2 separate regions of the Homo sapiens genome follow, and region 1 is linked to region 2. A link is a loop called in an ENCODE intact Hi-C map of the cell type or tissue named here. Cell type or tissue: Caco-2. All regions are shown on one strand. Each heading gives the region's core, and the rest is flanking DNA. Links, peaks and the distances in the headings are about the cores only. Region 1 holds the start of LOC124900853 (a long non-coding RNA gene). Region 2 has its middle 12 kb from the start of UGT2A3.

The links. A loop is a pair of places that touch in the nucleus more often than their neighbours do. Peaks named below come from ENCODE experiments on the same cell type or tissue, not always from the same donor. Only the 100,000 strongest peaks of a DNase experiment are listed, where the experiment ranks them.
Region 1: it touches region 2 in a loop (6-fold over the local background); 3 of 110 quality-filtered maps call a loop at or near these places.

What each region holds. Positions count from the first base shown.
Region 1 is chr4:68,900,428-68,916,757 of GRCh38, reverse strand. LOC124900853 (a long non-coding RNA gene) reads right to left here and starts at 7,133. Exons shown (of 3, transcript XR_007058454.1): 1 at 7,034-7,133; 2 at 3,029-4,264; 3 at 1-1,810. It also overlaps the pseudogene LOC101930041 and the pseudogene LOC101927264. RefSeq lists enhancers at 9,340-10,230, 10,231-11,122, 12,014-12,906. In Caco-2, for the core only: a CTCF peak has its summit at 11,860 (motif pointing left); DNase peaks (open chromatin) are centred at 9,487, 10,167, 10,747, 11,847 and 1 weaker place; H3K4me3 peaks cover 3,240 bases.
Region 2 is chr4:68,955,303-68,971,632 of GRCh38, reverse strand. No RefSeq gene overlaps it. Among named protein-coding and RNA genes, the nearest start is that of UGT2A3, 12 kb to the right of the region's middle. In Caco-2, for the core only: no CTCF peak of the experiment used is centred there; DNase peaks (open chromatin) are centred at 8,082 and 10,502.

The DNA.
Region 1 (16,330 bases), core at 4,980-12,979, 55 kb after region 2:
ACAGTAGGGAAATTGGTATCTTCTCTTCAAGATAATGTTCAAGATGATCTAATACTTGTGACCTATTCACTTAGTGTGTGTATATTTATCTTTTGGTTTTAATATTCAAAGATTTATTTTATAAGTTATATAATGTATTTAAAATTCTAGGAATCAAATATCAAAATAAGCATAAAACAATAGAGAAAATCCTAGAGGTTCCATCATAGTGTGGCCAGGAAAACCTCGCTTAGAGGTAACACTTAGAGGGAAGCCTCAAAAAGAGATAGAAGCATGCCTTGGGTTGTTGCAAGAAAGAATGCTCCAAGAGTGTGACAGAGGGGGCAAAATGTTTAAAGATGCTATGGTGAGGATACTTTTGGGAACTTAAAGAAAAATAGAAGGGCAATGTCTCTAGAAGACCTAGTGTGCATGGAAAAAGTGTTAGGAGAAGAGCTTGCCAGTGTTTGACATTGCAGGGTCCTGTAGACCAAATAACAGAGTTGGATTTTATTTTTAATATGATAAGAAGTCAGGCAAAAATCTTAATCAGGAGAGTGGCAAAATCTGACTTTTATTTCAAAAATATAATTCTGGCTGCTGGGTAGGAAACAGTAGGAGAGAAAAGGGTAGGGTAGAAGCAGAGTGACTAGCTATGAGGCATTTCACTCACCATGACACAATTCCTTTTTGGAACTTAAAAATGATAATTGTATTTTCACTATCTTTCCTAAAGGACTTAAAATTGCTCACAATGTTGAGCACGTTCTCATTTGCCTGTTTGAGAACTAAAAGAGTATAATTGGATTGTTCATAACAGAAAGGATAAATGCTTAAGGAACAATACCTTATTCTCCATGGTGTGATTATTTTACATTGCAGCCTGTATCAAAACATCTCACTCAACCCATAAATATATACACCTACTAAGTACCCAAAAAAACTGAAAATTAACAAACTAACAAATAATAATGAAATGGCTCATATTTGCTTTGCCTGAAAGAAATTAGTTTTCTCACTTGGCTTTCCATTTTTACCTTAAAAATATTTGTCAATGATAAAATTCCAATTTAAAAGCCAAAGTTTCTATGATGATTCAAATTAAATTACTCAAATTCTATGTCAATTCTATGACATTTACTTTGAATCATTTGACACTTTAAAAACCTTTCATGGGCTGGATGCAGTGGCTCACGCCTGTAATCCCAGCACTTCGGGAGGCCGAGATGGATGGGTCACCTGAGGTCAGGAGTTTGAGACTAGCCTGGCTAACAGGGAAAAACCCCGTCTCTACTAAAAATGTAAAAATTAGCCAGGTGTGTTGGTGTATGCCTGTAATCCCAGCTACTCGGGAGGCTGAGGCAGGAAAATCTCTTGACCCCAAAGGAGGCGGAGGTTGCAGTGAGCCGAGATTGCGCCACTACACTCCAGCCCGGGCGACAGAGTAAGACTCCATCTCAATAAATAAGTAAATAAATAAATAAATAAATAAGCAAAATAAAAACCTTATATGGACTTGATATGCTCAAGCAAATTAACTTACTTTCAATTTTGGTATCTCTACATTTATCCTTCAGATATAAAGAGAACATTATAAAGTTATCAAGAATTTATCATGATCAACCAGTGAAGCCCCTGGATCGAGCAGTCTTCTGGATTGAATTTGTCATGTGCCATAAAGGAGCCAAACACCTTCAGGTTGCAGCCCGTGACCTCACCTGGTTCCAGTACCACTCTTTGGATATGATTGGGTTCCTGCTGGACTATGTGGCAACTGTGATATTTATCATCACAAAATGTTGTATGTTTTGTGTCTGGAAGTTTGCTAGAACTGGAAAGAAGGGAAAAAGAGATTAGCTGTAGTTGTATTTGAAGCTTGAAGCTAGGAAACCTGATAGACGAGACTTCTTCAGTTTATTCTAACAAGAAAGGTTATGAAGCAAGATTCCTTTCTTTCTGTGACAGAAAATCTCTTCAAAACTTACTTACCTTGTCAAATAAAAATTTGTTTTTCAGAGATTTAATACCTTAGAAATACTTTTTGTTGAGAAGGAAAGTACTAGCGAAATTATAAAATAGTATAAAGCCATATGAACTTGTATTTAAATTTGTCGAGCTTATATTGAAATGTGTTGCTCCCATTCACAGGTTACATGAAAACATTTTTACTGAGCTTAAGTACATTTCACATATTGTACTTAAACACAAGAGTATTAAGAGTATCGGTACTGTTTTGCAAATACTCAGAATACTTTGGCTTCATTTTAAGCAGGATTTTCATATTTTAACTGTTGCTAAAGGAACTGTTAAACAATTGAATTGTATAAAAAATGTCTCTCTTGCTTTTGCTATTTTGAGATGAGTACTGCTGCTTGGCTCTTACGGTGCATACTGCTTAAGTGTCAGTTTTTTTCCTAAAAGTTATGGCAAAATGTTTAACTTTTTAGAGCTTTAGTCATTTCGCAGTGGAATGTATATGGAATTAGAAATACAGCAACTGCTACCTGCTTCCTACGGTAATATTGAACTATTTTACAAAGTCTTTTGCTCTATGAACCAATTCAGACTTTCCATATGATACCAAGAAAATCAATACATGTTTGTCCAAAAAATAAAACAAATTAAAAATGAAGAAATGAGTGAGTGAGTGGTGGAAAGAACACGGGGCTAAAAGTCAGGAAAGCTGGGGTCCAGTCCCACCCTTCTGCTGAGCCAGTCTTTCACCGTGAGCCTCAGTTTACCCATTTTTTTCTGGTCATTTAAAAATATTCATCTGGTCGATTTTATTCTTACATTTTAAATTATTTCAAGAGACTTTAGGGAACAGGTGGTGTTTGATTAGATGGATAAATTCCTTAGTTGTGATTTCTGAAATTTTGGCACACCCATTACCCGAGCAGTGTACACAGCACCCAACGTGTAGTCTTTTATCCCTCTTCTCACTCTGACCCTTCCCTGAGTCCTGAGAGTCCATTGTATTATTCTTATGCCTTTGCATTTTCATAGCTTAGCTCCCACTTGTAAGTGAGAAGTTAAAATATTTGGTTACCTAATCCTGAATTACTTCACTTAGAATAATGGTCTCCAGCTGCATCCAGGTTGCTATGAATGGCATTATTTTGTTCCTTTTTATGGCTGAGTAGTATTCCACGGTGTGTGTGTGTGTGTATACCACATTTTTTTAATACACCCATTGCTTGATGGGCATTTAGGTTTGTTCCATATTTTTACAATTGGGAATTGTACTGCTGTAAAGATGTGTGTGCATGAGTCTTTGCATATAATGACTTCTTTTTTTATGGGTAGATACCCAGTAATAGGATAGGTGGGTAAAAATGTAGATCTACTTTTAGTTCTTTAAGGAATCTCCATACTGTTTTCTGTAGTGGTTGTGCTAGTTTATGTGTTTCCTTTTACCACATCCATGCCAATATTATATTATTTTGGGGTTTTTTAATGATGTCCATTCTTACAGGAGGACAGTGGTATTGCATTGTGGTTTTGATTTGCATTTCCATGATAATTAGTGATGTTGAGCATTTTTTTCTGTTTGTTGGCCATTTGTATATTTTCTTTTGAGAATTGTCAATTCATGATCTTAGCCTACTTTTTGATCATATTATTTGTTTTCCTCTTGTCGATTTGTTCAAACTCTTTGTAGATTCTGAATATTAGTCATTTGTCAGATGCATAGTTTGTGAATATTTTCTCCCACTCTGTGAGTTGTCTGTTTACTCAGCTGATTATTTCTTTTGCTGTGCAGAAGATTTTTAGTTTAAGTCACGTCGATCTATGTTTGTTTTTGTTGTATTTGCTTTTGGGTTCTTGGTCATGAAGTCCTTGTCTAAGCCAATGTCTAGAAAAGACTTTCTGATGTTATCTTCTAGAATTTTTATTGTTTCAGGTCTTAGATTTAATTCCTTCATCTATCTTATAAGGTGAGAGATGTGAATTCAGTACCATTCTACTACATGTGGCTTGTCAATTATCCCAGCACCAATGGTTGAATAGGCTGTCCTTTCTCCGCTTTATGTTTTTGTTTGTTTTGTCAAAGATCAGATGGCTATAAGTATTCAATTTTATTTCTGGATTCTCTATGTTGTTCCATTGGTCTACATGTCTGTTTTTATACCTTTGCCATCATGTTTCAGTAGCTACAGCTCTGTAGTAGTTTGAAGTTGGGTAATGTGATACCTCCAGATTTGTTCTTTTTGCTTAGTCTTGCTTTGGCTATGCAGACTTCAAGCTGAGAATCAAATCAAGAATTCAACCCTTTTCACAGCAGCTGAATCAAAAAGAAAAAGAAAAACATAAAATACTTAGAAATATACCCAAACAAGAAGGTAAAAAACCGCTACTAAGAAAACTACAAAATACTTCCCAAAAATATCATAGATGACACAAACAAATGGAAACACCTCCCATGCTCATGGATGGGTAAAATCAATTTTATGAAAATGACCATACAGCCAAAAGCAATCTATGAATTCAATGCAATTCTCATCAACATACGATCATCATTCTTAACAGAACTAGAAAAAAAATCCTAAATTTCATATAGGTTTTATTCTCATTTTTGTCCTTTAATAGAAAATATAAGTTCTTAATATTAGTTTGTGATAATATAAGAAATGCATTCTAAAGGTACTTAGTGAATTTTCAATCCTGTTAAACATGCATGTACATATACATGTCCATTTCTTTTGAAACACAACACAGCATCACTTAACTATCTAATAGGTATGTCGTGAAATGTGTTTATTGAAGACAGTTTGAAATAATAATTATTATTCTACATAACTATAAATGATCATGATTAATTTTTTTTCTTTTTTCCACAGTCTTTTGATCCTTCCCTCCTATAAATATAATATGGCAACACTAAATTTTTTATCATAACAAAAATATATCTACAAAGAATACAAAAAGTTTATAAATTTTGTGGAAAATAGCTAAATCAAGACATAAACCTCCTTTAATCTGCACATCAGGAAAGCACTTTATGATCAAACTGGTCCAAATTGACAGAAACCTAGTTGTCTTTGTTGATCAGAAGTCCCATAAGTAACCAAGACTCACAACAAATATTCTTGAGCCTAAGTCATGATTTAAATACATATCACTATATATATATATATATATATACACACATACACACACACATACAAACACACACACATATATATCACTATATATGTAGATTTGTATTTGTATGCATATATATATAAATCATGTTATACACAAACACACTAAAACATTGATGTTAAAGAAATTATAGGAAGCATTGATAAGAGAATATTTTATACAAATTATCTAGCTATTGATACATTTATAAAGAAAAACAGAAATAATAAGGTGGTAAATGTTAATAATTTTTGTTATCATTCTTATAAGCCTGAATTAATTCACATTAAACCTATTCTACATCATACTTAAAAGATGGATATCTATTGTTTAGTGAGAACTACAATCACCAACCAAAAAAGGGAAATGTTCCAATATAAAAACTTAATGAAAATATAAATAGGCACTTCAAAGCAAAATCACTGAAAACATATGAAAGATTATAAAGTACCTGATGCTCAGGAAAATAGAAACAATGGAAAATTAATGCTGTAAAGATTTGCAACCTATAAAAACCTGAGAAATCTATTTTTGCGGGAGTATAATGTGAAATAACCTTCTAAAATAAAATGTCAATATACAGTTTGAAACTGAAGTTCTACATCTAGAAACCTGTCATGCAGAAATCCTTCCATATAAGCACATGTATGAACAGAATATTTCCTCCAGCACTTAAATGGCTCCAGTCAATGAACACACATACCTCCAACAAATGTGTGAGTGTAGCCATTGTAGGGAACAGTTTATTCCACTGCTAAATAGAAAAAATAGTTTCCAGAAAAAAAAAGCCTTCCTTGCAATGAAATAAAATAAAATATATGTAAACTTGTACAAGGAAAAACAAATCTAGCAGAGTACACATAAATCCAAGGATGGGAATTTTAGATTTTATTCTACAGAATTCTGCAGCATTTAACTTTTTACAATATTTTCATATATTATTTATGAGGTTCAAAAATTAATTTGTGAAATAAATACATAAAATCAATACAGGAAGCTCTAAAAATTAACATCTCTTTATTAATTCATTAGTGTTATTCAAAAAATTTGAATTGATCAGGTTTCTCACATGCTATTTCATTCATTTGCAGCTTTTTTTTTAGAACACTGGTTCCATGTTTAAAATACCTATGGATAAATATAACACAATGTTTAAAAAATTGCAAGAACTGTAGAAATCTAAATTCACAAAATTTTTGTATTTTCTTTTATTATATTTAATATTTTATAAATCTTACAATTGCTTAATAACTTCTGCTGTCTTCTTCAAAATGTTAGAATGGTTGTGATTTTGTGACATGACTATAAATACTTTGACAATTTTCCTGTCAAGTAATATCCCCTCCCTTTGAAGTTTGGCAGACCTTGTAGCTGCCTCAACAAAAAAGATGCAGTGGAAATAATGCAGATTAACTTTCAAAGTTCTGTTGGAAACAACATGTTCCCTCTCCGCTTCTCTCTCTCTCTTTCTATCTTTTGTTTTTATGTCTCTTTTTCTCTCCACATCTCCTCAATTCAATATGTAGTCCCCATAATAAATGACAATTTGGCAGAGAGACACAAATATATGCCTAAGAAATCCTGGTAGCCCACTAGTACTTTGAGCCTTTCAACCTGAATCATTAAGTATGTAAGTGAATGATCTTCAGATAATTATAGACCGAGGCACCATAGGAAAGTAGCTACCTAAGAAACTTTGTGGAAGGAACACATAACTGAGCCCAACCAACACACAGATTCTGAGAGATGGTAATAAAATGATTACAGTTATTTTAAGGCCTGACATTTGAAAACAATTTTTCATGCAGTGATACATAACTGGAATAATAGTTCTAAACATTTTAAATTATACATTTGTAATAAAATTACAATTAATATATAGCTACATAAGTGAAAAATAGGGAATATTATATTTTGAAAATATCTGTACCCCAAATAGAAGAGTCAGCATAACGTGGTGGTTAAGAGCTGGCACTCTGGATCCAGATGGCCTGGATTCAAGCCTCTGAGAAACCACTACATAATGATGTGGGGCTGGACAAGTTACTTGGACTTTATTTGCTTCAACTTCCTCACCAATGAAATGGCAGTGGTTGTCATAGCATTACCGACCTCATGGGGTTGCTGAAAGAATGAATTCATTAATATTTCAAAGCACCAAAACAACTGTATATACAGCAAAGTAAAATTTTGTGTAATCTTGAATGTGGCAAGGTTTTTAGATATGACACCAGAAGAAGAAGCAACCAAAATAAAATTGATAAATTAGATTTCATCAAAATTAAAATTTTTACACATTAAAGAACACCATCAATAAGGTCAAAAGAGAAACCAGAGTTTGAAGTACATATTTACAAGTTACATACCTGATAAGTGACTTATATAAAAAATATATAAAGAAAGCTTACAGCTCAATGTTAAAAAGACAAATAATTTAATCAAAAAATGTTTAAAAGATCTAAACAGGAATTTTACCAAGGAATATTTAAATGTCCAATAAGAACATGAAAAAATGTTTTGTGTTGGATTATATAGTTGAGAGAAATATATAACGTCTTCTCAATCACAAGTAACTTTTCCTTTGTGCTCATAGGCAGAGAAATAAATTCTCATGACTAAACAGAAAAGCTGCCTGGAATGAGCACAAGTTATTTGGCAGAACTATAACAATACAAAATTAAAGATAAATAAACAAATAACATTAGTCTTCCTAAGAATCCATATTAGTGTTTAAAATATTATAAATGAAGAGTCTGTGTCCCATATTTTTTAACAGTATCTTTCCCCATTACTGTATAAGATGCTATTTTAATTATTATTATATGTACTAAGTCAAACACACACACACACACACACACACACACACACAGTTGCATGACTATGCATTAATAATAGAAGAAATGTATGTTGTAGCACCTAACTCCTTCCAAAGGAACTGAGTGATGAGGTTTGTTTAAAAAATTGGTCCTATTGAAAACAGTATGGAAGTTTCTCAAAAAATTTAATGTAAGATTACCATATGATGCAGCAATCCCCCTTCTGGATATTTATCCATAAGAATTAAAATCAGGCTCTCAAAGGCATATTTGCGCATCCATATTCATAACAGTACAATCCCAGCATCTACCAAGGAATGAACAGACAGACACTATGTGGTTTATGCTACAATGTGGATGAAACTTGGTATCATTAGGCTAAGTTAATAAGTCACAAAAAGACAAACACTGTAATTCCTCTTTATAAGGTATCTAAACTAGTCAAATTCATTAAAAAAAAAAAAAGAAAAGAAAAGAAAGTAGAATGGTGGCTACCACGTGAAAAGGACTCCATAAAATAAAAAGTTGTTGTTTAATCAGCATAGAGTTTTAACTTTAAAGCAGAAAAAGTTCTGGAGATTGGTTGCTTAAGATTGTGTACCTAGCAGTACTATGTGTACACTTAGAAGTGCTTAAGTTGGAAAATTTCATATTATGTATGTTTTATCATAGCTTCTACTCCAGCAATTCCAGCTAATATTTGATATCTCATCCTTATTTGCTCATAGCATTCTTTTCAATAGTGTTTGCTGTGTTATTGCTCTTTTGTGATGGAGCAAATTCTTTCTTCATAGGAAATGGACATTTTCCCAGAGCTCTGGAGAAAATAGCATTGCAGTGTTTTGTCTGGGATCGATGGTTGATAACATTACAGAAGAAAAGGCTGATGTGATTGCATCAGCCCTTGCCCAGATCCCACAAAATATTAAATACAGTGCCATAATGTTGGAAAACTAAGAGTCTTAAATTCTATAAAGAGTTAAAGGGTGAAAATTTTCTCCCTGAAAAGTTAACATTTAGGATAATTTAATTTACTGAGATTGAGGCAGGAAATTAAAGAAAGAAAGAAAAATAAAATTAAAAAGAGAAATAGGCTTTCCTGTATTAGGCTAACTAGTCCCAGAGGCAGCAATGGGTGCAGCCCAGACCCAGGGAAATTCTTAATACTATCTAAAAAGCCAGGACACACACCAAAGAAATGTGGTCTGGTGACTCTCTCAGCACTCCTTCAACATAGGGAGAAGAAAAACAAATTTTCCTCTGTTTTATGGTATGACTTTACAGATTCTTGTTCTCTGTAACTAGTAACCTCAAGATTTCTGCTTTATCTAAAAAGCACAGCAAAGGTCCTGAGAAGTCTGAGTACGCCTGAACTACAGCTGTCTGGGCACCATAGTGAAGGTTATAAGATAAACCAGTGCAAGGCTCTTTTGAGCAAAACCTAGATAACAGTCATCTAGGTTGCATAGCAATAGTCATGTGTAATCCTGGGTTATGAACCTGTCACAATTTTATTAATTGTTCTCCTTCTGTATCCCTGCTTTCGTGCCACCGTAAGCCTGCACCAAGTTAGCCCACCCCTTTTTTAAAGTGTGTATAAAAGTCAAGTGCTGTCTTTGTTGGGGGCCCCATCTTTGGATGGTAAGTCCGTTGGGTCTGAGTGTACTCAATAAAGATATCCTCCTCTATATACCCCAAGGTCTCTCTCGGGTCCTCCTGATCCGCTACACACCTGGTGACCCACATGGGACTGAGAGACTGCAGCTTGGCTGGCTTCTTTGCCTGTGGGCGGTCTGGGGCCTCGGCTGTGGGAGACCCTTAACTTCAGGACCCATCAAGGGAACTTAAGCCCAGAGAAAGGAGCTGTTCTCCCGCGTCCCCGGTGCCCCTCCCCTGACAGCACAAGGGAACCCGGAGGGGTTGCAGGACGGTTCCAGGAATGGCGCCCTTTCTTCAGAACCATGGTAAAGTTTTGGGGCCCAAGGCAGGACCTATCCCATAAGGACAGAAGGGGAGCCTGATCACCTCCCAGGGAGTGACAACTAATCCAACACAGAGAGGCTGGGGGACGGTGAGAGTGGCTCACAAATTTGGATGAAACTCACACCCCAACCAACACAGGACGCGAGAGTGGCTCGCTAAGTTAGTTCAGAAGGAAACTGGATGCAGTGAGAGCGGTTCACTGCCCCAACCAGGATAGGGAACTGGGAGCGGGGAAGTGTGTGAGTGCGTGTGAAAGAGACAGTTCTGGGAGGAACCAACGGGAATGACATGTGTGGAGCTGCTGATCTCTTAGTGTAGGCTGTACGCTCCGAGCAAAATGTAGGACCAACCGGGTCCAATCGGTCTAAAACAAAAGGAAAGGTGAATGTGCTGCATCATAACTGGGAGGAAATGGGAGGAAAATCGTGGAAACCCACCCCATTGGAATGTATGTTAAAGAACTTTAAGAAAGGCTTTGCAGGGGTTGAGGGAGTCAAGTTAACCCCTCAGATGCTGAGAGCTCTCTGTGAATTAGAATAGCCCTTTTTTGGTGTTGGCTGGCCTGCCAAATGTGCTACAGATAGGGAGAAAATTGGCCGTGTGTTTAAGGTGGTGACCTGAGTTGGAGGACAGTCAGATAATTCAGACCAAATTTCCTTATATTAACTCATGGCTGAATGCAGCCCTGTTTAGCAGCTTATTGAAGAATGCTCACAGCTCAAGCCAAGAGAAATCAATTGTGCTGCCAGCTACAAAGACAAAGTGAAAGCTTCGCCTGTAAACAGAGTTAAAGGGAAAGTCACAGGAGCTTGTAGCGTGAGCAAACAGAGACAAAAAGAAAGCCACAGGAAAAACCAGTTTTTCAAGAACCACTGGAGGGAAAAGAGACCCCTCCTCCATATGTTCCAATCTACCCCCGCTTTCCCCAGGTTAACTGCCTCTGAGGAGTCAAGCTCAAATGGATACATGCCCCCAGTCTCTCTTGAGAGGGAAAAATCTGAGCCCTCACTCCAGGAAGTTAAGGTGAAATGCTAGGAAAAACAGGCAAGCCACCTCCAGTCAGGTTGTGTTAGGGCTATGCAAATGCCTCTCCTGGAAACTAGAGGACCCCCACTAGAACCCAAAGGAATGAGGCAGCCCAACTATAGCAGCTGCCAAGATACCAAGAGGCACTCCTGCAAAATTTAAGGGAAGGCGGGAGACAGGCAATCAATATAGGAAAAATCTCAGAGGGGCATCAGGGTGCAGATGAAAGCCCCAGCCATTTTTATAAAAGACTTGGTGAGGCCAGTGCATGATGAACATGGCATTTGTAGAGCAGGCCCAGGGGGATATCCAGTGAAAATTGCAGAAAATGGAAGGTTTTAAAGGGATGAATGCTACTCAGCTTATTGAAGTGGCCACGAAGGTGTACATTAACCAAGATCAGGAGGCAAAGAGGGAGGCTAATAGAAGGCTTGAGAAAAAGGCTGATTTGCTGGCAGCATCCCTCATGGATGTGGGTATGGACATGGGCATGGAAGAGGCCAGTCTGGACAGGGATTTGAGGGCCAGCCGAGGCTGGAAAGAGATCAGTGTGAGCGGTGCAAAAGAAAAGGACACTGGAAGGATGAGTGTCCAGAGAATAATAACAAGGAGGACAGTCAGGGCATTCAGACCAAATTTCCTTATGTTAACTCATGGCTGAATGCAGCCCTGTTTAGCAGCTTATTGCAGGATACTCGCAGGTCGAGCTGAGAGAAATCACCTGTGCTGGCAGCTGCAAAGACAAAGTGAAAGCTTCGCCTGTAAACACAGAGTTAAAGGGAAAGTCACAGGAGCTTGTAGGTTGAGCTGAGCAAAAAGTGAAAGCTTCTCCGGCAAACACAGAGACAAAAAGAAAGCCACAGGAAAAACCAATTTTGCAAGAACCACTGGAGGGAAAAGAGACCCCAGGGCAGTAGTATAGGAAGGCCACCTACTGGTGGCTGCCACACCAGGGAGGAACCAGACATCGATCTGATTGGACTGGCAGGGGCTGAAGGATATGAGGGTAGGACAGACCAGGCTGCTTCTCTTTGGGACCCGAGGAGCCCATGGTCAGATTAGAAGTTAGAGGCCAGCTAATGGACTTTACGGTAGACACCAGAACTAAACACTTAGTAGTGACCTGACCTATAGAGCCACAATCCAAGAACTGTGCAACTATTGTAGGAGCCACTGGAGTCTCTGAAAAGTGGCCTGTCGGTCAAAGAGGTGTGTTATAGGAGGATGAGAAGTCCAAAATGAATTCCTATACCTCCTAAATTGTCCAGTTTCTTTGCTGGGAAGAGACCTACTTCAAAAACTGCAGGCACAGATTACATTTGGGCCGCAAGGGAATGTAACTTTAAACGTAGTTTGCCCAGAGGCTATGATGTTAACCCTCACTGTCCTGCAGGCTGAGAAATGGAGACTATGCAAAAAAGACTCCGGAACCAGGAGTAAATGAAATGCATGGGTTACTTACTAAAATTCCCAGAGTTTGGGCTGAAAGTAATCCACCTGGACTGGTGCCAGCGTAAATCAGGCACCGGTGGTGGTAGAGTTAAAACTGGGAGAAACTCCGGTTCGGGTCCGACAGTACTCGCTACTCCCTGAGGACATACGGGGTGTCCACAAACATTTAGAGTGGCTTCATAAGCATGGAATCATAGCCAAATGCCAGTCACCATGGAACAACATTCTCTTGCCAGTGCGGAAGCCGTCTGGGGAATATAGGCCAGTACAGGATTTGCATTCAGAAAACCAGGCCACAGTGACCATCCACCCAGTGGTGTCAAACCTGCATACCTTAATGGGACATATTCCAGCAAGTGCCACTTGATTTACAGTCCTAGATTTAAAGAATGCATTTTTCTGTCTCCAGTTTGCACCAATTAGTCAGGCTAGTTTTGTTTTTCAATGGGGGTAAATCACAGTACACTTGGACAAGATTCCCACAAGGATTTAAAAACTCCACTACAATCTTTGAAGAGGCACTGGCCTCAGATCTTAAAGTCTACACCCCACCGAATAGTTACTGTGTCTTGCTCCAGTACATTGATGATCTTCTTCTAGCAGCCCCAACTCAAGAGGACTGCTTCCAAGGGACCCAAGACCTCCTGCACCTGCTATGGAAGGCAGGATATAAAGTGTCAGGGAAAAAGGCTCAAATTTGCTTTGAAAGTTTCCAATATTTAGGCTTCTATATAAGCTAAGGGAAAAGATGGCTTGGTTGTGAATGGAAGCAGGTGGTTTGTGCACTTCCTACTCCAACCACCTGGTGAAAAATAAGAGAGTTCCTAGGGGTAGCAGGGCTCTGCCACATCTGGATCCCAAATTTCTCACTCATGGCTAAGCTATTATATGAAACCACAAAGTGGGGGAAAAGGAGACCATCCTCTGGGAGGCCAACCAGGAGAAGGCCTTTAAGGAAATCAAAGAAGCCTTGACTCTGGTCCCAGCTTTAGGACTGACAGATCTAACGAAGCCTTTCTTTTTATATGTCCACGAGCAAAAGGGAATGGCCATAGGAGTTCTAACTAAATCCATAGGATCATGGCACTGCCCAGCGACGTACTTATCCAGGCAATTAGATTCTGTGGCATTTGGATGGCCTCCTAGTTTTAAGGCATTAGCTGCCACTGCTCTGCTGGGACAGAAAGCTAATAAACTGACTTTAGGACAGCAAATGACGATCCAGGTACCACACTCGGTTGTAACTTTGATGGACCAAAGGGGGCACCATTGGTTATCAAATCCTAGAATAACTCGATACCAAGGGCTCCTATGTGAAAATCTCTGCATAATTTTAGACTGTGAATACCCTAAACCCAGCTACCTTGCTTACCATTGAGTCAATGCCAGGAAGCCCCCTTCAATGCTGTGTGGATGTGGTAGGTGAAGTGTTCTTAAGCCAGAGAGATTTGACAGATCAGCCCCTCGGGGACCCCGACATTGGATATTTTACTGATGGGAGCAGCTTCATACTAGAGGGTGTCCGCCAAGCTGGGTATGCAGTGGTGACTTTGGACTCAGTAGTGGAGGCGAAGTCTTTGCCTACAGGATCTTCCCCTCAGAAAGCAGAGCTGATAGCTCTGACAAGAGCTCTCCAGTTAGCAAAAGTCCAGAAGGCAAATCTTTACAGAGACTCCAAATATGCTTTTGCCACTTTGCATGTTCATGGGGCTATTTACAAAGAAAAAGAACTCTTAACTGCTGGAGGTAAAGAAATAAAGTACAAGGAAGAAATTCTATGACTCTGAGACACTGTATAAGCCCCCAAACAGGTAGCAGTAATGCAATGTAGGCAAAAGGCAGGAACATTAGAGGCTAAAGGAAGCAGAAAGACAGACAAAGAGGCAAAGCAAGCTGCAATGGCGACTCCACCTTCTAAACAAGAAGCCTTAGCTATGACTCTCCTCCCAGAGATTCCCCTTCCAGAGACCCCAAGCTACACTCAAATGAAAGGGCTTGGTTTACCCAGGAAAATGGGAATTACGTTGAAGGAGGATGATGGAAATTCTCCAATGGGAAGCTAGCCATACTTGAAATGTTGGCCCCCAGATTTGTAAAACAGTTCCACCAAGGAACTCACATGGGAAAAATGGCACTAGAGACATTATTAGGGCATCATTTCTATGTGCCACAGCTCACTGCTATTACTCAAGCCGTTTGTAAACAGTGTTTAACTTGTACTCAGAGCAACCCTCGACAAGGGCCTACTTGGCCCCCGGGGAATTCAGAAAACAGTGGCCATGCCCTGTGATAACCTGCTTTTGGACTTCACCAAACTGCCCTGAGCAGGGGGCTATCAGTACATGTTGGTGCTTGTCTGCACCTTTTCAGGATGGGTCAAGGTCTTCCCCACCTAGACATAAAAAGCACAAGAGGTGACCAAGGGAGGCATTATTCCCAGATTTGGACTGCTCCTAAATCTGGGGTCAGATAATGGACTGGCATTTGTGGCTGAAATAGTTCAGGACTTAACTTGACTATTAAAGATAAAATGGAAGTTGCACACGGCCTACCAGCCACAGAGCTCAGAAAAGATGGAGCACATGAACCGGACACTCAAGCAGCTGCTGAAGAAATTTGGTCAGGAATCTCATCTGAGGTGGGATCAGGTCTTATCCATGGTCTTCCCCCGAGTCAGGTGCACCCCCACAAAAAAAAACAAACTGGGTACTTGCCCTGTGAGATTTTGTTTGGCTGGCCACCCCCAATCATAAGGCAGATTAAAGGTAATCTCCGTGAGCTACAAAAACTAACTTTAAGAAGACAAATGCAGGCTTTAGGTATGGCCATGCAAAAAGTGAATGGCTGAACACAGGAAAGAATGCCTATAAGTCTGACAGACCCAGTACACCCTTTCAAACCTGAAGACTCTTTTTAGGTTAGGAAATAGAATCCACCTACTCTGGGACCCATATGGGATGGGCCCCATACTGTGGTCTTGTCCACTCCCACTGCTGTTGCAGGTATCATACCTTGGATCCACCACAGTTGGCTGAAACCGGCAGCCCAGGACCAGTGGACCAGCCAGTAGGACCCAGACCATCTGACCTGGCTGATCATGCAATGAGACCACGTTGCCAGTGGAGATGACAACAGCCCTATTCTGGTCACTCCGGAAGCTGACCCGTCTATGCACGGAAGAAGGTTGAGGAAACAGCAAGCCCTGCTCTAGTCACACTGGGAGCTGACTAGTCTGTGCATGGCTGAAGCTTGAAGAATCATCATCAGATGAGCAAATGTGGCCAGAAGTCTTAGTCCCAGTAATCTTCTTTGTATTATTCATTATATTGCTATAACCACCATGAAATAAAATATTTTATTTTTCATCCACTTTTATGTGGCACTCATTTTTAACATCTACACAAAAAGTTCACATATTTATCTTTTCTGGTTCATTAATCAAGCTGGTGTCTATTTGATTTTCCTTTAGCTGTAAAGAGAATGTTATGTAGTTATCAATCATTTATTATGATCAGTCTCTGAAGCCCTTGGACCAAAAACTCTTCTGGATTGAATTTGTCATGCACCACAATGGAGCCAAGTACCTGCTGCCACCTGCCCACAAGCTCACCTGGTTTCAGTACTGCTCTCTGGATGTGCTGGCCTGCACAGCTCTTGTTACTCTCTTTGTCATACTATGATGCTTGATTATCAAAAGTTTGTTAAGATGAGAAAGAAGGAAAAGAGAGTAGGTCTGTTTGAGATCTAAGGCAGGCAGGCATGATACCAAAAATTGTGCCATTTAATGCCACCACTATGCATCAAGGTATGGACTAAATTCTTTATTACATTTTACAAGACCTGTGCCTTCCTGATTTGTTTGAATTTTTTAATCTTTGTTAAACATAAGTATTGTAAAATTTTATTTTCAGAAAACCTATAATAATTCAATTTTAATGCTTATCTGTGTA
Region 2 (16,330 bases), core at 4,521-12,520:
AATAAGAAACAAAACCTCATGATTTAACATGCACGGTTGCGTGAGAAAAGTTTCTAATAAATACCTACATAAAAAAGAAAATCTGACATAAGCAACTAACTTTACATCTCAAGAAATGCGAAAAAAATAATTTTAAGCTCAAAGACAGCAGAAGGAAGAAAATATTACAGATTTGAAGAGAAATAGAAAACTTTTTGAATAGAAAAAAATCAACAAAACTAAGAGTCAGTTTTTAAAATGGTCAATAAAATTGAAACTGTTTTATCTAGACTAATTTTAAGATAACAGAGAGAAGTGTTGAATAAACAAAATCATATATAAAACCTCTACAACTTAGCAACTACAACCCAATTTTTTTTAAAAAAGCACTTGAACATGCATTTATCCAAAAAATATTATATGGTCAAAAAGCATATAAAAATATGTTCAACATCACTAATCATTAGAGAAATGTAAATCAAAAATATAATGAGCTATCACTTCATAACCATTAGCATGGTGTATATGTGTGTCTGTGTCTGTGTATATAAAACATCTCTTAAATAGGTTATGAGCTATCACCATAAACATTAGGATGGTGTATATATGTGTTTATATATACAAACACACATTATATACCTATATAAACATGTATACATACATAATATATATATAACATAAATATGCACACCTATACATATATAATATATACACACATATACATGTATAAAAAACATTATGAAGTTAAAGGACTCTATATTGGACTGTATATTTACCTTTGCCATAGAACTTTATACATATACACACACACACACACACACACACACAAAAATATGCACACATGCCAGAAAATTAAAATAGAATTTACATGTGACACAACCATGTCACTACTAGGTAATTATCCAGAACAAATGAAAAGCAGAATTTTGAAAAGCTATTGGCAGACGTCTCACTCCTTCATGTATTACTGGCAGCACATCAGACTGACAGACAATATGACTTATGTGCAAAGCTTAATTATTTTTTCTCCTATGTAACTTGTGATCTGCTATTATTATACATTTATAGGATGGGGAGAGTAGCATAACTAGGTGTTAGGTCATAGCAAAATTTATTTTCCTAATTATTTTATATTGAAAATGTAATTATCTTTGAAATTATAAAAGTAATATTACGGTGTAGAAATAGTTAAAAAGATATTGATAAAGTGAGCATAAAACGATTATATTCCTTTAGTAACTGAAAGTATTGACTATACTTTGTAGTTAAGGCATAAAATATTGTGGCCATAACATTTTAGAAATAAAGTATTTATTATTTTGTAACTGAAACCCTTTCAGCTATGTTTCACTTTGTGGAGTATCTCTGTACCTTTCACTCAGGTTGTGTTTCCATTGTATTTCTTCACATTTGCATGCCGTTTACAATTCTTAATGGTTGCACTTTGTTTTTAGAGTCAGAATTCAGTGTAGGTTTATGGTGCAATAATGTAGTTCTAGGAATAAATATCACTTTTGTTCTTCTTTTGATACTCCACAGAAAAGCGTAGGGATATTTCTATAAAGAATCATGATTTTAGGCTTTGGACTTTTTCGATTTTTTTCTTTGTATGTTTTTCAAGCATATTCTTCCTTTGCTTTCTTACCAACAGTACCTTCAGATTCAGCTTGTATCTGTTTATACTGAAAATCCTCTATACGTCTATGTAGTATATAATTTTAGCCCTCCTTATATCCTTACTTTCTTACACTATGGATTAAGCAAAATATTTTTAATTACATAAACAATCATAACATGAATTTTATGTTTATCTGATGTACATGATTCAGAGTTATCTGCTTACTTTACTTCTGTAATCCCTCTCTATAATGAGTAAAATATAATTTAAAAGTTAAAACTTTATCTGAACCGTAATGTTGCTGAGTATCAACAGGTTCTGATCAATTTATATTCCATTGATATCACCTCACATTTATAATGTATAGTTAAAATTCAATTGAATTCAAAATCTTTACTAAGAAATAGTCATTATATATTTGTTTGAAAATTTGGAATATTACTAAATTTAAACCTCAACATAAGCAAGATTATTTGTATAAAATTACACTTCAATCACAGCTTTTATTTTTCCAATAGGTATCATTATTTCAGTTTTACTTCAATATAATAACTATAAATGCATTTTACCGGAAAAAAACGGAGAATCAGTAATAGCATCAGTCAATTCATATTGATGTATGTACACATATATTTTTAAAATATTTAAGAAATTCTCTTTAGTAATCATTGCATGCTTTCTCAAAATTAAATCTATATCATATGTATAAAACAAAAATGTCTCAATATTCTGTCAAACTAAGGTGTATATTCAGACTGAAAAGAATCACTTACGTAAAATTTGGAGTATGAATGATCTAACCCCTGCTACAGGTCCTGTATTTATTTCAACACACACTTTATGAGCACTGATGATGCTGGGTCATAGGCTAACCCCTCATGTTACAAAAATAAATTTTAACTCTAATAATTTTTTTCTCTCTTTCTCTTACTCATTCTCTCTCTTTCTCTGTGTTTTCATGTGTCTTTCACCTTTGCTTCTCAATACAGTACTTCACCACACTACCAGGTGGTATGTTAAAATGAAACAAATCACAGACAGTATTGCTCCATTCATGTATATATTTCTTAGTAAAAAGGCCTAATAAAGTGATGAAATGTATTCCAGCAAGCTCAGTACAATCCCACCTCTTTGATCTTTTAATCACTCCATGAGAAGCTCTGAGCACGTGTATAGTATATACAGGGATAAGTTCCTCTCTGCTGGTGTGTAATCATGACTTAGAATCAAAATACTTGCCTAAAAAACCAGTTGTGTAGATCCTTTGTGGAGTTGTGTAGATCCTTTGGCCTAGAGTTCTTTATGTAGCTACCCTAAATCATCTCTCTCAAGTTCAAAGTTCCATAAATCTCTAGGGCAAGATCAAAATGCCGCCAGTCTTGTTGCTAAAACATAACAAGTCACCTTTGCTCCAGTTCTTCATCCCCATCTGAACCCACCTCAGCCTGGACCTTATTGTTCATATCACTATCAGCATTTTTGTCAAAGATATTCAACAAGTCTCCAGGAAGTTCCAAACTTTCCCACATTTTCCTTCTGAGCCCTCCAATAGCCCTGATTATTGTATTAGTCCATTTTCTAGCTAGTGATAAAGTCATACCCGAGACTGGGAAGAAAAAGAGGTTTAATGGACTTACAGTTCCACATGGCTGGGGAAGCTTCATGATCATGGCAGAAGGCAAGGAGTCACATCTTACATGGATGGCCGTAGGCAAACAGAGACCTTGTGTAGGAAAACTCCCATTTTTGAAACCATCAGATCTCATGAGATTCATTCACTATCACGAGAACTGTGCAGGAAAGACCTGATATATAATTCAAGACCTTCCACTGTCTTCCTCCCATGACACATGGTAATTTTGTGAGTTACAATTCAAGATAAGATTTAGGTGGGGACACAGCCAAACAATGTCATCCAGTCTTAGGAAGTTCATTATAGTAGTGTGAGAATGGACTATTACAGTAAGTTGGTACTGAGGTAGTGGGGTATGGCTATAAAGATACCTGAAAATGTGGAAGTGACTTTGGAACTGGATAACAGGCAGAGACTGGAATAGTTTAAAATGCTCAGGAGAAGATAGAAATATGTAGGAAAGTTTGGACCTTCCCAGAGAATGGTTGAATAGTTTTGACCAAAATACTGATAATGATGTTGCCAATGAATTCTAGGCTGAGGCAGTTTCAGATGGAGATGAGAAACTTTTGGAAAACTGGAGCAAAGGTAACTCTTGCAATGCTATAGCAAAGACATTGGCACCATTTTGCCCCTGCCCTAGAGATCTATGAAACTATGAAGATGAGAGAGATGATTTAGGGTATCTGGCAGAAAAAAAAATCTAAGCAGGAAAGAATTTAAGAATTGACCTGTTTGATTTTGAAAGCATTCATTCTTATGTGTTCACGAAAAGACGGCTTGAAATGGGAACTTATGTTAAAAAGGAGAGCAGAGAAAGATTTGTGGTTGAAAGTTTGAAAGATTTGCAGGCTGACCATGTAGTAGAAAAGAAAAACTCATTTTCTAGGGAGGAGTTCAAGCCAGCTTCAGAAATTTGCATGAGTAATGAGGAGCCAAATGTTAATCACAAAGACAATGGGGAAAATGTCTTCAGAGCATGTCAGAGTTCTTAATAGCAACCCCTCCATCACAGATCTGGGAGCCTAGGAAAGAAAAGTGGTCCACTGCTGTTCTGTGCAGCCTTGGGACTTGGTGCTCTGTTTCCCAGCCATGGCTAAAAGGTACCAAGGTGTGGCTAAGCCCATTATTTCAGAGGCTGCAAGTTGCAATCCTTGTTGGCTTCCACGTGCTGTTGGGCCTGGGAGTCCACAGAAGTCATGAACTGAGGTGTGGGAACCTCCACCTACTTTTCAGAGGATGTACGGAAATGCCTGGATGTCTAGGCAGAAATCTGCAGCAGGGATGAAGCCCTCATGGACAACCTCTGCTTGGGCAGTGCTAAAGGGAAATAAGGGGTTGGAGTATCCACATTGAGTCTGCACTGGGACACTGTCTACTGGAGGTGTGAGAAGTGGGTCACCATTCTCCAGATCCCAGAATTGTGGATTCACCAAAAGCTTGCACCACACACCTGGAAAAGCCACAGACACTCAACACCAGCCTGTGAAAGCAACTGGGAGGGTGATTGCACTGGGCAAAGCCACAGCAGCATAGCTGCCCAAGACCATGGGAGCTCACCTCTTGCATCAGCATGACTGGATGTAAGACATGAAGTATAAAGGAGATCATTTAGGAGCTTTAAGATCTAATGACTGTTCCACTAGATATCTCATGTACATGGGGAGTATAGCCCCTTTATTTTGGTCAATTTCTCCTATCTGAAATAAGAGCATTTATCCAGTGCCTGTACCCTCATTGTATACTGGAAGAAACTAATTTGCTTTTGATTTTACAGGCTTCTAGGTTGAAGGAAATTGCCTTATTTCACATTAGGTATTGGATATGAACTTTTGAGTTAATGCTGAAATGAGTTAAGACTTTGGGGGACTGTTGAATAGGTATGATTGATTTTGTAATGTAAGGAAATGAGATTTGGAAGGGGCCGGGGGAAATGCTATGGTTAGGCTTTATGTCTTCACTAAAATCTCATTATAAATTGTAAACCCCATAATCCTTATACATCAAGGAAGAAACCACATGGGAGGAAATTGGATTATGGAGGCAATGTGCCTCCCGTGATAGTCTTGTGATTGTAAGTTATCATGAAATCTGATGGTTTTATAAGTGTCTGACAGTTTTTTCCCTCACACACTCATTCTCTTGCCTGCCACTATGTAAGATATGGCTGCTTCCCCTTCTACCATGATTGTAAGTTTCATGAAGCCTCCTCAGTCATGTGGAACTGTGAGTCAATTAATCCTCTTTCTTTTATAAATTATCCAGTCTTGGGAAGTTCTTTCTAGCAGTTCGAGAATGGGCTAATACATAAGGATTTAGTCATAAATTGTTTCCAAAGGCGAATGTCCAGAATGGTGTCTTCTAGGTTTTCCCTTAAGATTCTTACAGTTTGAGATTGTAGAGTTAAATCTTTAATTCATTGCCTTAGGCCATTCTTGCATTGTTATGAATTAATACATGTGGTTGCATAACTTATGAAGTAAGGAATTATAATTGGCTCACAGTTTAGTATACTGTATAGCATGACCCCAGCATCCACTTCTAGTGATGGCTTCCTGAAGCTTACAATCATGGAAGAAGGTGAAGTTAAGACTTTGGGGAACTGTTGGAAGGACATAATTGTATTTTGAAATGTTAAGACATGAGATTTGGAGGGGCCAGGAGCAAATGATATGGTTTGGCTGTGTCTCCACCAAAATCTTATCTTGAGTTGTTGTTCTCATAATTCTCATGTGTCATAGGAGGGACCCAGTGGGATGTAATTGGATCATGGGAGTGGTTTCCCCCATGCCATTCTCATAAAAGTAAGTTCTCACAAGAATTGATGGTTATATTAGGGGCTTCCCTCTTTTTGCTGCTCTCATTCTTGTCCTCGTTGCCACCATGTGAAAAAGAATATGTATACTTTTCCTTCTGCCATGATTGTAAGTTTCCTGAGGCTTCCCCAGCCCTCTGGAATTTTGATAAATTAAACCGCTTCTTTATAAGTTACCCAGTCTTGGGTATGTCCTTATAGCACATGAGAGCAGACTAATACATCATAGAAAAATCTAGTTCTTAAAAAAAGTCTTCAACTTACCTTCTCTCTCTTGCTTCCACTCTCCCTTTTACTCAAGCAAACCTCTCTAGCAAGTTAATGCTCTGAAGCCCACTTGAATAACTCTACTGAAAGCTATTTTCATTTCAACATCATGGCCATTCTGAGAATTTTCCAAACTTTTATGCTCTTTTTTTTCCTTTTAAATACACATTCTAACTTTAGGTTCTTTCCTTGCTTCTATATCTTATCATAGGCTGTTAGAAACAGACAGGTCACCTCTTGAATGCTTTGCTTCTTAGAAATCTCTTCCACCCAACACTCTAAGTCATCACCCTTAAGTTGAAACATTCAGAAAGCCCTAGGACATGATCATAATGCAGCCAAGATTTTTGGTAGGGTGTAACATGGGTGACCCTTATTCTGGTTCCTCATATCTTCCTCATTTTCACCAGGGACCTTCTCAGTGTGGCCCTCACTGTCAATATTTCTGTCAGCATTTTGGTCACAAACATTCCACCAGTCTCAAATGAGTTCCAAACATTTTCTCAGCTTCCTTTCTTCTTCTAAGCCCTCAAAACCCATCCAACCTTAGACCGTTACCCATTTCCAAAGCTACTTCCACATTTTCAGGTATCTCTATGCCAACATGCTACACTTGGTATCAATTTTCTGTGTTAGGCTATTTTTAGCATTGCTATAAAGTAATAAATTAGGCTGGGTGCTATGGTTTGAATTTGTATTCCTGTACAAATCTCATATTGAATTGGAAAAGGGGCCTGGTGGGAGGTGACTAGATCGTGGAGGTGGATTTCCTCCTTGCTGTTCTCTTGATAGTGAGTGAATTTTCATGAGATCTGATAGTTTAAAATTTTGTGTTACTTCTGCCTTTGCTTTCTCTCTCTCTCTCTCTCTCTCTCTCTCTCTCTCTCTGTCCCTCTGTCTCTCTCTCGGTGTCCTGCCACCATGGAAGATGTGTTTGCTTCCCCCTTTACTTTCTCCAGATTTTTAGTTTTCTGAGGTCTCCCAGTCATGCCTTCTGTTACAGCTATGGAACTGTCAGTCGTTAAACCTATTTTTTTCATAAATTGCCCAGTCTTACATAGTTCTTCAGAGCAGTGTGAAAATAGACTAATATGCTGAATAATTTATAAAGAAAAGAGGTTTAATTGGTTCACAGTTCTTTAGGCTGTGCAAGTTTGTCTCCAGTATCTGCTTCTGGTGAGGACTACAGAAAGCATACAATCGTGATGGAATTTATAGAAGGAGCCATTGCATCACATGGCAAGGGTGGGATCAAGAGAGAGAAGGGATGTTCCCAACTGTTTGAAGCAACCAATTATTGTGTGAATTACCTGAGTGACAGTTAACTTATCACCAAGGGGATTGTGCTAAATCATTCAATAATGCTTCACTCCCATAATCCAGTCACCTTCCACTGTAACAAAAGAGGGTCTGGTTGCTCACCACTTGTAGAAAGAAGCCAAAATAGTAAAAGCAGGATATAATAAGAAAGACAGTAAATTTTATTACTGTTGTCAGCAAAGGGGAAAGTGGCCAGAAGCACTTTCAAAATTTACCACTTCTTTCAAAATTTACTACTTCTCAATTTCTGTAGATAGGGCAATGATTTAAGAAGAAGGGCTTGGAATGCAGAAGAGGCAAGGTGGGTTCGGATGTGCCAGGTTGTGTGACACACTCCAGTGGTTTATCTTGAATTATTGTTCCATCTAGTGAAGGGGAGAACATTATGTGCTCAACCTGGTTACAAATTAATCACAGAGAATCTTGCAGTTACTCTAACTGGGAGTGAACTCCAGCCTTGAAGTAATCTCCTGTTGGGAAGAGAATTCCAGAAATGCCTGCAGCATGTTAGGATTTGATCCCTGAAGCTTCTAACCGGTATATAGTCAGATAAGTTATCATGGTGTGTGCTTAACAGGCATCTAGGTAAATTAATGTGCAGAAGGCATGGGAGCTTAAAGTGGGAAAGGAGAGTGGAGTTTTAAAGCACATTCTCATGCTCTATTTCAAGATGAAAGAATACACATCTGTTGATTGTTGGAAAGCTGTGTCTTGAGACTGGAGAGAAAGAGGAAATAAAAAAGTTTTTAAAATGTGGTTTGAAGCTAAGCTGCTTGGTTACACACTGATATAATTTTTGCAAAGGTGATTTTAATATCTCTTTTGGCTTTCATACATCTTATTCTTAAGTTTGTGGACATAGAGATAAAAAAGCGTGAAAATCAATCTAGTTTCTTCCTGCTGATAGGAGCATAGTTAAGGATTTAATCACAGGGAAATAGGAGGGAAATCACTGCTATGCAGCTATCTGCATGTACTCATGGTTGTATAACAAAGATGTTAATATTCTCACCCACAGTTCTAGTACAGCACTTAAGTGAACAATAGACTATAGGTTTTTAGAAAGACAGATTCAGTTAAATAAGAAGAGCAAACTTAAATATATCATCCTATATCTATTTAGTCAGTGTTCTAGGCCTGAGACTAGATGAGTTCAGTTAAACAAATGTTTCTCATATCTGTTTAAGGAGGCAGCATTGAAGATAAGCTAAGCTTCTGTATCTATGAAAGAAAACAGATATTTAATAAAGGCATTTATGTAGAGACAGCAGAAAAACAAAAGGTTAATGTTTGGCACAATTTCTCTATACATTAGACTTAAAGGATTTTTGTTTAAAGAGGAGGAAGGTAGTATCAATTTCACATGCTTTTTTCTCACCTGTATTACAAAGAATCAAGGCCTCAGAAAAGATGTAGTAACAATTTTATTGAGGCCAAGTCAGAAAAAGAATTAAAATATAATTTGCAAGCATTAGTTTTGGGACTTGTAACCAAGAAAAAATTCAGGATTAAGTGCACAGTGTATAAAATATTAAAAACTCAAAAATAATAGACAGGACAAATCTAACAACAGGTGTGCTATATTATTTTCCTGAAGCACAGTTTTTCTTTCTTCAATTCCCATTTTTACTGAAGAAAAAAAATAGTAGGACAAATATATTTGCATAAAGTAAAAAAAAAATTCCTATTTTACTTGGCCTGGGTTTTTGTATAAAGTTAGTCAGAATAATTATTTGCCTTATAGAATTCTTAAAATTAGCTTTGCTGGAACTTTAGTCCATAAGAAATATTAGCTTAGACTTTTCAAACCCTTCAGCCCAGCCACGGATTTATCTGTGCCTGCAAATATCAGTATGGGTTGGATGAATTTCTCACCTTGAGGTCCCAAGATAATGTGGGGCTCCTGAGACTGTCAGAAAGTGACATTCTTTACTTGCCATAGGGAAGAAATTCTTACAAGAATCGTGTAGACCAGTTAAGAGGTCAGATTTACCAAGGGGTTTTATTGGCTCTATTAGTCAACTTTGATCCCTAAAAGCAATCTGAAAGTATTCCATTCGAGTTAGAGCTTTGGTATATATTTCCTAATAGTGTCCTGTTATTAAAAAGAAAAAAAAAGATTCTTATTTAACTTACACAAATAACTATACTGTCGTAAATTAAGTATGCTTACAATGAGTCTTCAAATTCTGGAGAAATCAGGTAGAGAGAGAAATACGTTTTAAATTTTGCCTAAAGGAGTGTACTTTACCCAATTGTTAAACGTTGTATGTGGCTCAAAAGAAAAAAAAAGTTTTCTAATCTCTAAAAAGAAAAATAATTAGCTATGTTTCAAACAAAAATCCACAAAAAAAATTTTTATCTTTCATTAGTTAGGTTTGGTTAGTTTACTCATGTTGTTTTCAATATTATCTCTCTACGAAAATCTGGGAATTTTTGTCCTCTATTCTAATGTAAAGAACACCACTGTTATCAGGTAAATGAGTCACAACAACCTTACATACAATCTGCTTAAACATCTCAAATTTTGTAATCCTCTCAACATTTACAATTTTATGTTCTGATCCCAGGAGCTTTTCTTCTTTATCTTCAAACAAATTTAACTTTCTGGTAAAAATAAAATCTCCCAGAATAGGGTTGAGCCAAGATTCTCAAGCCCTTTTGTCAATCTCTATCTAAACTTGCCTCAACATTGCCACAGGCAATGTCAGCTTTCCCATTAGATTACAAATTATGCTTTAAAAAAAAAACTTATCCAATCTAAGGCAAATACAAAAAAAACTGGTGTAGGTCCCTTTGATGTTTGGGGACCAGCAGGAGCTCCCTTTGGTTCACCCCACCTTTGATAGCATTTTGTGCCCAGGTAGAAGGGGCCCACTTAACCATAGCCTTTACTATGACCAGGGTAATAGGTATATTTAGTTGAATAATATTCTGGTATTGATAAAGCCAGTCCCATATGGCTTGTATACGAAGCATATCAGTTGCTTCATCTGGGGAACTCCACCTGGAATTTTACAGGGTGAGTTGGGCAGTCTCTTTCTCAGGGTAATCAAACTTAACAATGGCAATTATTCTGTCCACTAGGCTGGTTGTTTTCTCAGGAATAAACTTTTGTGAAGCTGGGTCACATATACTCTTCAGTGATTATTTAATCCTGAGCTGTGGGACCTGCATAAACTCATGCTCTTTCATTCTGTAGCACTTAAAATAAAAAATATTGTCCTTAAAGTAGTTATTTTTCCAATCCATTATAGTAAAGGTTTCTCAGAAACTGATTATATTACTCTACAAAATGGAGCAATTTCTTTACATTACACCCTCTGGGTTTAATAGTTAACTTGGCTTTCCCTTTCCCCACATTGACTAGAGGTTCTTGGTAACTACAGGTCTCAAAAGTAGCTTTGTTGCCCTGGCTTAAGATGTGTATGTTTGTGTGTGTGTGTGTGTGTGTGTGTGTAGCTTTGAGGCTAGTGGCCTGAGCTGAGAAAGACCCACATAAATTTGGTCCAGCCTTAAGGCAAAACCCAGCACTCTTTTACTTTCATTTTAGCGATTACAGATAGCAATAACTGAGGGAATTAACATTTTGTAGTTTTCTTATTAGTTTACATTTTGTTATGCATTCACTGAACTAACTCCCTGGGAGTGTGGCTATCATCCATCTCTAAATTTCCACTGGTAACTTTGACCTTTAGTAACTGAATGCAGCCCAGCTGCAGCTCCTGAAGGTGGGTGACCGTGTAGCCACCCAAGAGTCAAAAGTTTCTCATTCCCTGAGTTTTCATTTTTCTCTTTATCCATTTGGTCTTATCTATCTATCTATCTATCTATCTATCTATCTATCTATCTATCTACCCCATCATTTTTTTTCTTGAGATGGAGTATCTCTCTGTCTCCCTGGCTAGAGTGCAGTGGCAAGATCTCAGCTCACTGCAAGCTCTGCCTCCCAGGTTCACACCACTCTCCTGCCTCAACCTCATGAGTAGCTGGGACTACAGGTGCCTGCCACCATGCCCAGCTAATTTTTTGTATCTTTTTTTGGTAGAGATGGGGTTTCACTATGTTAGACATGATGGTCTCAATCTTCTGATGTCATGATCCACCTGCCTTGGCCTCCCAAGGTGCTGGGATTTCAGGCATGAGCCACCACACCTGACCCATCCTTCTGTTTTTATAAACCTCACCCAAAAAAACCTTTGTATTCTACAACTATTTTAACTCTCAGTAACATAAATTCTCAGTGACCATACTGAGGGTTACTTAATTTAACATAACATGACTCAGATTTTATACTATTAGAGAGAATTTTGAGATTAAATTTTCCAAATTAATGTTACCAAATACTACTATAGTCATGTGAACTCAAAGGTATCCAAGCTAGCTTTTGTTAGTGTGATAAGCGCTTAACTTTTCTTTAAGTCAATTGATTAGAGCTCTTTCATATATTTTGATATTGAAATATCACTTCCACATGACGCAAGTAATATATAAATATAACAGAGATACAGACAAAGGCAGATGTTGGGAACAGGCCCCCCAATTTGGCCATAAACTGACCCCAAAACTGGCCATAAACAAAGTCTCTGCAGCACTGTGACATGCTTGTGATGGCCATGACACCCACACTGGAAGGTTATCAGTTTACTGGAATGAGGGCAAGGAAGACCTGGTCCACCCAGGGCAGAAAAGTGCTTAAGGCATTCTTAAAGCACACATAATAGCATGAGCGATCTGTGCCTTAAGGACATGTTCCTGCTGCAGATAACTAGCCAGAGCCCATCCTTTGTTTTGGCCCATTACTTTATTTCGCATAAGGAATACTTTTAGTAAATCTTATCACTGGCTTGCTGTCAATAAATATGTGGGTAAGTCTCTGTTCCAGGTTCTCAGCTCTGAATCCTGTGAGACCCCTAATTTCCCACTCCACACACTATATTTCTGTGTGTTTGTGTCTTTAATTCCTCTAGTGCCACTGGGTAAGGGTCTCCACAACTGAGCTGGTCTGGGCAGGCAGATCCAAAAAATGTTTTTCATTTGCCTGTTTTCAAAAACTGTCTCCCTTACTTCAGACTATGAATAAAAAGAAATGTTACAGGATTCAACAAAAGTTTAAGGAGAGAGTTACCATCCCAGGCCTTCTCAAAAGGAAGGAAGAGCTGAAGCAGCAGGATATAGCAGAAACTAAACTTCTACTAATCAGATTACACAGTTTAAAAAATGAAATATTCTTGCATTAACTCAATATTTTAATATAATTTTTATAACCAATTCATTAGTTTTGTATTAGTTTAATTTTAATATTAAAGTCCAATTACCAGAAAGACTATTATAATCTCTTTTTAGTTATAGCCAACTTACTCATATATATTTCATATATGTATTTAAAATAAATTTCATTTTACTAAACTTACTATGACTTACACAGATTATTCATAACATACTTGGCTTTGGGGTTTGTCTTAAACATCCATCTTCTTCAACAACCTGTTATTTTATTTTAGAACAAAAATATACAATACAAGATTTGTCTTCATGTAATCTTTCTTACCAAAGGTACCTTTTTATATGTATGTTTCTTTAAATATCTCTTATTCCCTAGTTTCTTTTGCCTTGTATAATATATACACTTTAAATAACTGTTGAACTAGAAAAATAATTGTCTTTTAATAAGAAAACATTTTTTAAAGTTTCCTTATAATTTTTGAAATCAAAAATTACCCATACATTTAACAAATATCTATTATTTAATATAGCTTTAGATTCCAAATTATATGACTTTCATTTTATCATAGTCATATAATAAATTTATTTAATAGTTTGCCTAGATTATTTATAAAAAGTGTAACAGTCATCCCTTAGTTATTTTTTAACTATGTTTATACCCTATGAATTTCAGGTATTTACCTAAGAAACTTAAGGTTAAATATATGGGTATTTTTCCAATAACTCAGGATTTAGTTGCTCTCATTAAGCCAATAATATTAAATGTTTTCTTTACTAAAAATTACACAAGCAAAGATCATTTAGTTTGGTGCTGGGTTCACAGTTTTATAAACCTTATGCCAAATTTTGGCACCTTACAATATTTGGCAGGAAACAAAAATATTTGGCAAGACTAAGTATGAAACCACTTGATCAATAAGTGGAAAGAAAAATGCTAACAATTCTTAAGACATCTCTAATATTAGTTTACCAACAATTTCAAAGCTAGTTTTTTCTTTAAAAATTTTACTTAATTCACATAGACTTGAAAAGCCATTAGGTTTATTATTTCCTTAATTTCTGAGATCTCCTTAACTTTAATTTTATTTGGTTCCTTGTAGCTATAACACATAAAAAATACACGTATGTACAGATAAACAGACACAAACACCCTCATACAAAGATTCTACAGCTTTTACTTTAGAACTCCAGACATGAGATATTGATACAAACTCACTGGTTTACAAATAATAATAATAAGAAGAAAAAAAAAACAAAATAATGGTTCTAGCCAAAAAGTGATTTTTTTTTTCCTCAGTAGAAAACTAGCAGTAGACATAAAGCAGGTAGAAAAAAGAAAAATAGAGAACATAAAAACTTTATAGTTACATGTAAGCCTTTGGGTCTAAATTTTCACTTAGTGTAATTGGGCCATCAGTTTAAAATGTGCAAAACAGAACATAATATGTAACTATCTAGAGCCCTAGAAAGTCTGATATTCCATTATGACATAGTTATAAAAAACTACCTGAGACTGGGTAATTTATGAAGAAAAGAGGTTTAATTGACTCACATTCCACAGGGTATATAGGTAGCATGACTGAAGAGGCCTAAAAAAACTTATAATCATGCAAGAAGGTAAAGTGGAAGCCAACATATCCTACATTCCTGGAGCAGCATGAAGATGGGGTTTGGTAATACACCCTTTTAAACAACCAGATCTCATGAGAGCTGTATCACAAGACAACACTAGGAAGATGGTGCAAAAACATTAGAAATCACTCCCATGATTCAATCACCTCCTACCAGCCTCCACCTCTAGCACTGAAGATAACAATTTGTAATAGTTAATTCTCACACGGCTAATAAAGACATACCCAAAACTGGGTAAATTATACAGAAAAAAGGTTCAGTGGATTCACAGTTCAGCATGGCTGGCGTGGCCTCAGGGAACTTACCATCATGGCAGAAGGGGAAGCAAACATGTCCTTTGAGCAAAAGGGGGAAAAGCCCCTTATAAAACCATCAGATCTCATGAGAACTCACTCACTATCATGAGAACAGTAGCATGGGAATAACCACCCTCATGATTAAATTACCTCCCACTGGGTCCCTCCCAAAACACATGGGGATTATGGGAACTACAATTCAAGATGACATTTGGATGGTGACACAGCTGAAACATATCACAATTTAACATGAGATTTGGGTGGGAACATAGAGCCAAACTGTATCATTCTAGCCCTGAACCCTCCCAAATCTCATGTCCTTCTCACATTTTAAAACAAAATCATGCCTTCTCCACAGACTCCCAAAGTCTTAACACATTCCAGCATTACCCAAAATGTCCAAATAGTAGGTCTCATCTGAGACAAGGCAAGTCCCTTCCACTTATGAGCTTGGAGAATAAAAAACAAGAGAGTTACTTCCAAGATCCAGTGGGGATACAGCAACTGAGTGAATGTTCCCATTTTAAAAGGAAAATGTTGACCAGAATCAAGGGGCTCCAGGCCCCAGGCAACTCCTAAACCCAGCAGGGCCCTCATTAAATCTTAAAGCTCCAAAATAATTTCCTTTGACTCTATGTCTCACATCTATGGCACACCAGTGCAACGGGAGGGCTCTCAAGGCTTTGGGCAGCTCTGGCCCTGTGGATCTGCCTGTCTTTTCCTCATCTTCCTGTCTTTTTCTGAGCCTTCCAAACTGTTTCAACCTCTGCCCATTACCAAGCTCCAAAGTTGCTTCCACATCTTCAGGTATCTTTATAACAATGCCACACCTCTCTAGTTTTCTGTATTAGTTTGCTGTCACATTGTTCTCACATCTTCTGTATTACTTTGTTCTCACATTTGTTCTCATATTGCTATAAAGAACTACTCAAGATTGGGTAATTTATGAAAAAAAGGGGTTTAAATTACTCACAGTTCCCCAGGCTGTATAGGTACTATGGCTGAGGAGACCTCAGGAAACTTATAATTATGAGAAGGTGAAGGGGAAGCCAACATGTCCTGCCTGACTGGAGCAGGAGGAAGTTGGGGGGAGCGCTACACACTTTTAAACAACCAGATCTTCTGAAAACACTATGATAAGACAGCACTAAGGGGGTGGTCCTAAATCATTAGATGGGGAAGGCCCCCAAACTTCTCCGTTTTACACACATGCTTGCAAATGGGAGCCGCATGAAACCAAAAAATTGCCCCAAAAGAGTTTTGTCCTTGTCTTTCCTCATTCTTATATATTTTCCCACTTTTTTTCTTAAAAGGAGGAACCAAACTGTGTCCTAGGGTTTTTTGTGTGGTGCATCAATGCGTGCTGATTGTAAGTGAGACTCCACATGTTTTAACGTTGAGTTGTTTCTGCCTTCTTACATGTCTTAGTGAATCTTTGAAATGCTTGTTCTTCAGTGCCGTAAAGAAAAGAAATAGCACTCGAACATAAATTTAATTTCTTCAGCAAGACCATTTTTTTTTCTTTTTTTTTTCCTTTCTGCAAA